Linked DNA regions of Homo sapiens: region 2 is linked to region 1. A link is a loop called in an ENCODE intact Hi-C map of the cell type or tissue named here. Cell type or tissue: GM12878. All regions are shown on one strand.

What was found. Peaks named below come from ENCODE experiments on the same cell type or tissue, not always from the same donor. Only the 100,000 strongest peaks of a DNase experiment are listed, where the experiment ranks them.
Region 2: a loop joins it to region 1, with 6 times the contacts of the local background. A loop is called at or near these places in 9 of 110 quality-filtered maps.

The regions. Positions count from the first base shown.
Region 1 is chrX:13,656,542-13,661,541 of GRCh38, forward strand. It overlaps TCEANC (transcription elongation factor A N-terminal and central domain containing), which reads left to right. Exons shown (of 5, transcript NM_001297563.2): 3 at 3,111-3,227; 4 at 4,490-4,581. Among named protein-coding and RNA genes, the nearest start is that of TCEANC, 5.9 kb to the left of the region's middle. In GM12878, a CTCF peak has its summit at 2,293 (motif pointing right); no DNase peak of the experiment used is centred here; H3K27ac peaks cover 1,196 bases.
Region 2 is chrX:13,895,703-13,900,702 of GRCh38, forward strand. It overlaps a transcript of GPM6B not described here. Among named protein-coding and RNA genes, the nearest start is that of GPM6B, 81 kb to the left of the region's middle. In GM12878, a CTCF peak has its summit at 2,545 (motif pointing right); a DNase peak (open chromatin) is centred at 2,579; H3K27me3 peaks cover 120 bases.

The sequences.
Region 1 (5,000 bases):
GTCCTCAAAAAATTAAAAATAGAATTACCATATGATCCAGCAATTCCATTTTTGAGTATATACTCTGAAGAATTGAAAGCAGGGTCTCAAAGAGAGATTGGTATACCAGTGCTCACAGCAGTGTTATTCACAATGGCCAAAAGCCAGAAGCAACTCAAGTATCCGTTGACATTTGAATGGATAAACAAAATGTGTTATGTATAGACAATGGAATATTATTCATTCTTAAAAAGGAAGAAAGTTCTGACACATGCTACAACATGGATGAACCTTGAGGACATTATGCTAAGTGAAATAAGCCAGTCACAAAAAGAGAAATACTGTATGATTCCACTCACATGAAGTACCTAGAGTAGTCTCATCCATAGAGACAGAAAGTCGAGTGGTGATTGCCAGGGGCTGGAGGGAGGGAAGAATGAGGAGTTGTTTAATGGGTGCAGAGTTTTCAGTTTGGGAGGATGAAAAGAGTGCTGGACATAAGCATCTTGATGGCAGGGACTGTGTCTTTTCAAAAATCCATGGGCTCTGTTTTATAGCACTTGATATTAAATAATCACCACCGAACATACACAGGCTAAGAACACTGAAGTGTTTAGAGAGAGAATTCACACAATCTTCCCAGACACCATATGACAAGTGACATAAAACATATTTACCTTTTAGTAATTCTACTTCTGTGAATTCACTTTAAGGAAACGAGAGATGTGGAGACCGCATATGTACGCATTTTCTTCAAACTTAGGAGAAACTGGAAGGCCCCAAATAGGAGAATGATTAAAAACTATCGCAAACTCCTAGGATGATCCAATAACATAACCATTTAAAAATCGTGTTTTTAGAGAATATTTAATGATGTGGAAAAATAGTCCTAAAGCTAAGTGAAAAAAAATCAAGATGCAAAACTATATGAAAGATTAAACAGTTATATAATCCAGCAGATTCAAGATAAATGAAAACATATGTCCATGCAAAAACTTGTACACAGGCCGGGTGTGGTGGCACATGCCTGTAATCCCAGCACTTTGGGAGGCCAAGGCAGGTGGATCACCTGAGGTCAGGAGTTCGAGACCAGGCTGGCCAACATGATGAAACCCTGTCTCTACTAAAAATACAAAAAGTAGCCGGGCGTGGTGGCACATGCCTGTAATCCTAGCTACTCAGGAGTCTGAGGCACGAGAATCACTTGAACCCAGGAGGTGTAGATTGCAGTGAGCCAAGATTGCACCACTGCACTCCAGCATGGGTGACAGAGCGAGACTCCATCTCAAAAAAAAAAAAAAAAAAAACACACACACACTTGTACACAAATGTTCATAGCAGTATTATTCATAATAGCCAAAAATGGGAAATAATCAAAATGTCCATCAACTGATGAATGGATAAATAAAATGTGGTTTATCCACACAACATAATATTATTCTGCCATGAAAAGGAATGAAGTACTGAAAATGCTACAACATGGATGAACCTTGAAAACGTTATGCTGAATAGAAGAAGCCAGATACAAAAGACCACATACTGTATGATTTTATTCACATGAAATGTCCAGACAGCAAATCTATACAGACAGAAAAAAGATTAGTTGTTGACTTGGTGGGGTGGGACAGAAGGGCAGTGGAGTGAAGAAAGAGGAGTGGCTGCTAAAGTGCAGGGATTTTCTTGGGGGGTGGTGGCACAGATAAATCTTCTAAAGTTGATTTATTTGTGGTGATGGGTTACACAACTGTGAATATACTAAAAGCCACTGAATTATACACTTTAGGGGAATTGTATGGTATGTGAATTACATCTGAATAAAGGTGTTATTTAAAAATAGAATCTGGTCCAAATTTTACTTAAGAATTACATATGGAAAGACTGAAGAGATACGCAAAATTTTAAAGAGGGGCATTTTCTGAATGGTGAGATTTTAGGTAATTTTCATTTGTTCTTTTACTCTTTTCTGTATTTTCTGTGATGAGCATGCATTGTTTTCATAATCAGAAAAGTTATTGGTCTAATATAATTTCATGATAAACTGTATACATTTAAGATACTGAAAAATGGTATGGTGAGAAATGAATCAATCACCTTCTACCCACCTTCCCTCTGAAATGTGAATATCGTCTCTTAAGAGTGGCTATATCACCTGTGGCTTTGCATTCAGATAAGTATTCATAATTGCCTCAGAAATCGATTACTGCATCTCAAACAGGTGCATCTCCCCTCAAACTTTATCCCCAAATATGAAGAGTTAAGTACCCTTACATAACCAAGAGTCTGAGTCCTACATTTTTAACCACCAGAGGGAGCTGGAATGTAGAAAACCTGGGGCAGTCAGTTTTGTTTTGTTTTAAAGTTAGTTTCACAAAGGGCCATCAATTCAGGATCTTATGTAATTTTCCTAATTATTGTGAACCAGCACTTAAAAGATAATTCTTTTTTGCCTTTTTAAAATTCCACTTTTAAAGACTGCATACAGTAAAAGAGGTCTTCCTAAGAATCAAACTCTTAATAAACAACAGGCAAGACAGCACAGAAAAATAAAAAATATTCACACCCTCTATTAGCGAACATTTCTCTCAGAATTGTCTGCTTCAGATCTTGAAGTCACGCAGTTGTGTCACAGTGATAAAGTTTCAAGTTATTCAATATACTTGAGCCCTCCCCGACTCGTTGAAAAGTTTCCTAACAAAGAAGAAACATTCAATGTGCCTGCATTCTATATGCATTACTATTGAAATCAGGATGGAGGTTTGCTAGGCATTGAGAAAGATGGTGAATAAGAGATGGGCCTACAGCGCCCAAAAGGAAGTTAAGCAATATTTGACTCAGGTCAGAATTTCTCAACTGAAGGTCTGAGTTTCAAGGTAATTCTTAAAGGGAATTGTAATTATAGCTTCGGGGTTTCAGTGGGGTGAAAGCAGCAATTTGTCTTACCAGCAAAATGAGTAAATCTATAGAAGTTAATGTATTTATGTATAAACAACCAAAAAGCACTTTGCTCTTCATTTTATATGTTCTTTTATTGACCTTTTCTTCATATTTCTTTAAAAAATTTTAATTGTGATAAAATATACAAAACATAAAATTTACTGTGTTAAGCCCTTTTTTTTTTTTTTTTTTGACAGAGTCTCGCTCTGTCGCCAGGTTGGAGTGCAGTGGCATGATCTCGGCTCACCGCAAACTCTGCCTCCCGGGTTCAAGCAATTCTCCTGCCTCGGCCTTCCGAGTAGCTGGGACTACAGGTATGCGCCACTACATCCAGCTAACTTTTTGTATTTTTGGTGGAGACAAGGTTTCACCATGTTGGCCAGGATAGACTCGATCTCTTGACCTCATGATCCACCCACCTTGGCCTCCCAAAGTGCTGGGATTGCAGGTGTGAGCCACCACGCCCAGCCTGTCTTAAGCCTTTTTAAGTATACAGTTCAGTAGTGTTATGTACATTCTCGTTCCAGAGGGGAGGTGGGTAGAAGGTGATTGATTCATTGCTCATACCATTTTTCAGTAGGTATATCTTAAGTGCATATAGTTTATCATGAAATTGCGTTAGACCAATAACTTTTCTGATTATGAAAGCAATACATGCTCATCACAGAAAATACAGAAGAGGAAAATAACAAATGAAAATTACCTAAAATCTTACCATTCAGAAAATGCCCCTCTTTAAAATTTTGTGTATCTCTTTTCAGTCTTTTCACATGTAATTCTTAAATAAAATTTGGATCAAATTCTATTTTTAAATAACACCTTTATTCAGATGTAATTCACGCACCATACAGTTCACCTAAAGTGTACAATTCAGTGTTTTTTAGTATACTCAGTTGTATAACCCATCACCACAAATAAATCTTGAGAAGATTTATGTGTGCCACCACCTCCCAAGAAAATCCCTGAACTTTATCAGCTGCTCCTCCTCCTTCACCCCACTGCCCTTCTGCCCTACCCTACCTAGTCAACAACTGATCTATTTTCTGTCTCTATAGATTTGCCTGTTTTGGACATTTCATGTAAATAAAATCATACAATATGTGGACTTTTCTGTCTGGCTGCTTCTGCTCAGCATAATGTTTTCAAGGTTCATCCATGTTGTAACTGTATCAATACTTCATTCCTTTTCATGGCAGAATAATATTCTGTTGTGTGGATAAATCACATTTTATTTATCCATTCATCAGTTGATGGACATTTCGATTATTTCCCATTTTTGGCTATTGTGAATAATACTGCTATGAACATTTGTATACAAGTTTTTGTGTGGACATATGTTTTCATTTCTCTTGGATCTGCTGGGTCATATGATAACTGGTTTATTCATTTATTTATTATTATTTTTTTTTAGACAGAGTCTTGCTGTGTTGCCCAGGCTGGAGTGCAGTGGCACGATCTTGGCTCACTGCAAACTCCGCCTTCCAGGTTCATGCCATTCTCCTGCTTCAGCCTCCCAAGTAGCTAGGACTACAGGTGCCCGCCACCACACCCGGCTAATTTTTTGTATTTTTAGTAGAGATGGGGTTTCACCATGTTAGCCAGGATGGTCTCGATCTCCTGACCTCGTGATCTGCCTGCCTCGGCCTCCCAAAGTGCTGGGATTACAGGGTGAGTCACCATGCCCGGCCCATATGTTAACTGTTTAGTCTTTTATATAGTTTTACATCTTGATTGTTTTTCACCTAACTTTATGACCATTTTTCCATGTCGTTAAATATTATCTAAATACATGATTTTTAAATGGTTATATTACTGTATCCTAGGAGTGTGCCATATTTTTAACCATTCTCCATTTAACCATTTGAGGGCCTTCTAATTTCTCCTTAGAAGAAAATTCTTACATATGCAGTCTCCACATCTCTCATTTCCTTAAAGTAAATTTATGGAAGTAGAATTACTAAAAGGTCATTATGTTTTATGTCACTTGTCATATGGTGTCTGGGAAGACTGCGTGAATTCTCTCTCTAAACACTTCAGTGTTCTTAGCCTGTGTATGTTCGGTGGTGATTATTTAATATCAAGTGCTA
Region 2 (5,000 bases), 240 kb after region 1:
TTAGACACTTCTATGACCTCAAAATCCTCATTTCTTTCCAATAAATACCTGTCCATATCTTGAGATCTAGGTGTCTGGTTCTTGGGGCAGAAACAGTAGGATACAATTAGCATTTTTGAAAATCTTAAAATTAGGGCTTTAGAAAAATCTTAAATATGGGACTGGGCATGGTGGCTCACTCCTGTAATGCCAACATTTTGCGAGGCCCAGATGGGAGGACCACTTGAGCCCAGGAGTTCAAAACCAGCCTGGGCAACATAGTGAGACACTGTTGCTAGAAAAACTTTTTTTTTTTTTTTTTAATTAACCGTGTGTGGTGGCATACACTTGTAGTCCCAGCTATTTGGGAGGCTGAGGCAGGAGGATCTCTTGAGCCCAGGAGGTCGAGGCTGCAGTGAGCTATGATCATGACACTGCACTCCATCCTGGGTGAGTGTAGTGTCATAATCATAGCTCACTGCAGCCTTTTTTTCTCCTTAAAAATAAAAGAAAAAAATCTTAAGTATGGTGCTTATGAACAAAAAAGTAAATAATATACAGCTAGAAGACAGGTAGTCCATCATTTTAAGAATTAAGAGAAATGAGACCTCCATATGGCTAGAAAAATAACAGAAAGAACTACCATGACTCCTATGAAAGGTGTCACCCCAAGTTGAAGGGTTACTGGTGTGAAATCATATCCTGCACAGAGACGAAAAACAGAGCCAGCTGTTCAGAAAACACATTATGCCTAGATATTAACCCTCATGCTTATAAAAGCTACTTTTTAATGCAAGAATTAAAATGTTCCTAAGTAATATTAGACAGAACAACATGAAATTGCTAGTTTTGTAGGTAAAACATGGCCCCATATTGACAATTTCTCTCTTTTTTTTCAAATTGAGACAGAGTCTTGCTCTGTCGCCCAGGCTGGAGTGCACAGTGGTGTGATCTCGGCTCACTGCATCCTCTGCCTCCCAGGTTCAAGTGATTTTCCTGCCTCAGCCTCCCAAGTAGCTGAGACTACAGGTGTGTGCCACCACACCCAGCTAATTTTTGTATTTTTAGTAGAGACGGGGTTTCACCATGCTAGCCAGGCTGGTCTCGAACTCCTGACCTCAGGTGATCCACCTGCCTCGGCCTCCCAAAGTGCTGGGATTACAGGCATGAGCCACCGCACTCTGCCATATTGACAATTTCCTATGTTTGCTCTAACACAGGAATTACATAGAGATAGAAGACAGGGTAATCTAGAGTTTTAAAAATTAAATAAGAGAAATTGTGATGGTTCAGTTCATTAACTTGATTTTACCCATGGAAACACAAATAAAGAACATTTATTCCAGATGACTGAGTCAACTGCTCAGCAGACATGTTTTCATTTGTAGAAAAAGTCTGTGTTTGCTTGTGTTAAGTATATACAATACACAGACTCAACACAATTGGGCTCAGTCTGTAAAGTCCCACTGGCCTTGAGATTTGTTAGAGTTGTGTACTTTAGATACTTTTCTTCTTCAGAGTCAACACATTTTTAAACCACCTTAATTGACCCAACACACTTTTTCTCCCTTCTGTGAATGGATCAGTATTATCCAGGTGACATTTACTTACTGTCATAATATCTTCCAAGACAGACTGTGGTTAAACTCACAAATACCTCCCAGGAGCAAATTGCATCTTAATAAATTTCATTTAACCTGAGAGTAAAATTATACTTGACAGAAAAAAAGCTCTCAAACAACCCTTCTTCAGATGAGCTACTTTTATCTCTTGCTACTGTTTTAAATTATTCATATACAAACTGACTATATTAACACATTAAATAATCCAGATGCTGCCACATGTACATCCCATGAAACAGGAATGGTTTGTTAATAAGCATACCTAGATCTACGCATCAATCTATCTGTTACTCTCTGGAGGGGAAAATCCTCCACAGTGAATTCTTGATTATTTCTGTTGTTTGAAAGAATCTTCAATCTGTGGATAATATTGCACTACTTCCCTACCCAGCTGCAAGTCATATTCAGAAGGCCAAAGGAATGTCCCAAGTTTGTTCCAAAAATGTCCAGATGGGCTCGCTCGAACACCACTCCAATAAACAGTGCCAGCCAGGCGTACACAGCCTGGTCAGCCCACCCAATTCCTGCCCAATAAGGGACAGGCATTCCCATCCTTCAACCAGCAGGGTCTCCTTTGCTACATGTAAATCTCCTCTGACAGCTCATGACTCCAAAAGTGTTTTCCTTTTAATCTGCTTAACTGCATTTCTTTATATTACAATTAACTTACTTCCCCATATCAGTTAGAGTAATCTATTAATGTCAACTGCAGAGCTTGACCACTACAAACTATTTGGGGCTATCACATTGAATTGAATATCACTCTTGCCAAGGAGAGAGGGTATCTGTATTTGTCCATGCTGCTTTACTGGGAGTAAGTGTGTGATTTCCTTTAGGCAAGGGTTTCCAACCTCAGCACAATGGATATTCTGGGCCAGATAATTCTTTCTGATGGGGGCTGTCCTGTGAATTGTAGACTATTTAGCAGCATCCCTGGCCTCCACCCACTAGATGTCAGTAGCATCCTCTAGTTATAACGACCAAAAATGTCTGCAAGACATTGCCAAATGGCCCCTGGGGAACAAATCGCTTCTGAGTGAGAACCACTGCTTTCGGCTTTCTGAAATTCTTAAAATAGTTTGAGAGCTAGTTTTAATTGCCTCTGTGTATTCTTAGGCTACTGCTGCTCAAAGTATGGTTCTGGGACCAAGCAGTGGCTGTATTACCTGGGAGTTTGTCAGAAATGCAGAATCCCAGGCCTACTTGAATGAGAATCTGCAATTTAACAAGATTCATGGGTGATGCCAATGCACATTAAAGTGTGAGCAGCACTAATCACCTTGGTTGGAATCTATAATTTAGTATCTTAGAAAGATGATGATTTGGAGCGAAAGGTGCCAACTAGGGCTGACAAGCCAGAATCATGTGTCATTCAACCATTGATTTCTTTCCATTTATGTTTGGTTTGATGTGTGCTCTTTATTTCTTTATATAGAGAAACTGGAAGAAGGGAAATCATGTGCTACCTCTGAGGCCTCGCTTTCTCACAGAGCTTAGCTCTATGTGAGTCACCTGGCTGTGTCATCCTGTCGGGCTCATCATAAGATACTAGGAATCACAGCCCAGACAAGGGGGCTTGTCTTCACAAACTCAGGTATATGCTTCTAAGGTAGCATGATACTAATTTTAAAAGCGGATCTACATATTAAAAATAACTGAAGATACAGAACATGCCTTTTCAACACAGGCAAGATCACCCCAATAGGATGAAAATGACTTCTTGAGGGGCAAAAACAACTTTACTCTTTAATGCATATAAAGCACAAATATACACACAGCACATAGACAGATATGCAGTGTATCTGGGGTGTTAAGACTGCATAGGGGCTGGGCATGGTGGCTCATGCCTGTAATCCCAGCTCTTTGGGAGGCTGAGGTGGGCAGATCACTTGAGCTCAGGAGTTCAAGACCAGCCTGACCAACATGGTGAAACCCCATCTCTACTAAAAATACAAAAATTAGCCATGCGTGGTGGTGGGCGCCTGTAATCCCAGCTACTCAGGAGGCTGAGACAGGAGAATCACTTGAACCCAAGAGGTAGAGGTTGCAGTGAGCCGAGATGGTGCCACTCCAGCCTGGATGACAGAGCGAGACTCTGTCTCAAAAAAAAAAAAAAAAAAAAAAAAAAGATTGCATAGGGAGGCAATTAGGAAAAAAAATGCTTAAAAAGTCTCCCAGGTTGTGGGGTGATAAAAAATTAAAAGGTTGAAAAAAATGGATACAAAAATGTAGCCTGGGTAAATGGATGGATTGTCAGCAGCAACCCACAGGAACCCACTAGTAGTCTATTTGTGTCAGAAGACAGAAACACGCAAGTATGGAATGGGAAAGACGATGAACAACAAGGACCAAGAACAGTCTGGAGCCCATGTTGCTGTGATCATACCTCCAGATGGGCTGCTCCTCAGTGGTGACTCGCAGCCCAGTCACTTAGGAGCTGTACGGACATTGAGCAACTTTCACTCTCTCCATGCCAAAATTCCCTACCACCCGAACAGGTTGACATGAGAATGAAATGCAGTCATTATTGGAAGGCATCCAACAGGACCTGGCATAAAGCTAGTTTTCATGAAATGTTAGCTCTTTTCCCATTAATCATCCTCTCCAGTTGTAAGATTTTAAAATGTCATTAATTTTGTTCCTTGAGCAAATCTACGCCTTCTTGTGTGGATTCTGAATAAATCATAAGTAGAACTTCATTATATGATAAAGTATTTGTAAATAGATGAGACTGTCTTATCCTGAAAATAACTCATTTAATAGAGTGAAGTTAGATGGAAGGTTTAGTCCAAAAGCTTCACACAGTCACTTGTTCGGTAATGCCTCATAGGTGGTCCTAAAAATCATCACTCTTTGCAAAATGCACAATAAAAAACACAGGGCTTATGGGAAAAATGGGGTTAGGAAAGCAACACTCAAAAATTTAATCAGTGACATTTACAAAAAGATTGCAACCTAATAAAAATAGTAGCACCATTTTACACACATTAAATAGTTAAGAAATACATAAACACAACAATAAATGTGTCACTTCGCCTAGAAAAAGGCCTGAAGTTGGCTGTGGGGTGGGTGTCGGAAGGGCTGCGGTTGGTGAGTTACTGGGAAGGGCTGGAGGGAGGGTTACCCGAAATTGGAGGGACAGTCATAACACCAGGTATGGACAGGTGTGGCTCTTAACACGCGGGGTAAACTGAGGTAGCTGTAGACATATGAGGTTGTGCCACGTGCGTGTTTTGTGTATTCTGACGTCATGTAGTTCAGGTGGGCGCAGTTTTCTGCATTCACCTAATGTTTCAGCAAGAAAAAATGGTATTAAGCAAATCCAAGATTCTGATTATGCACACATTGTTCATGGTTTCAAAGCAAGCATTACAGGAGAACTATCTGCCTGCTATATTC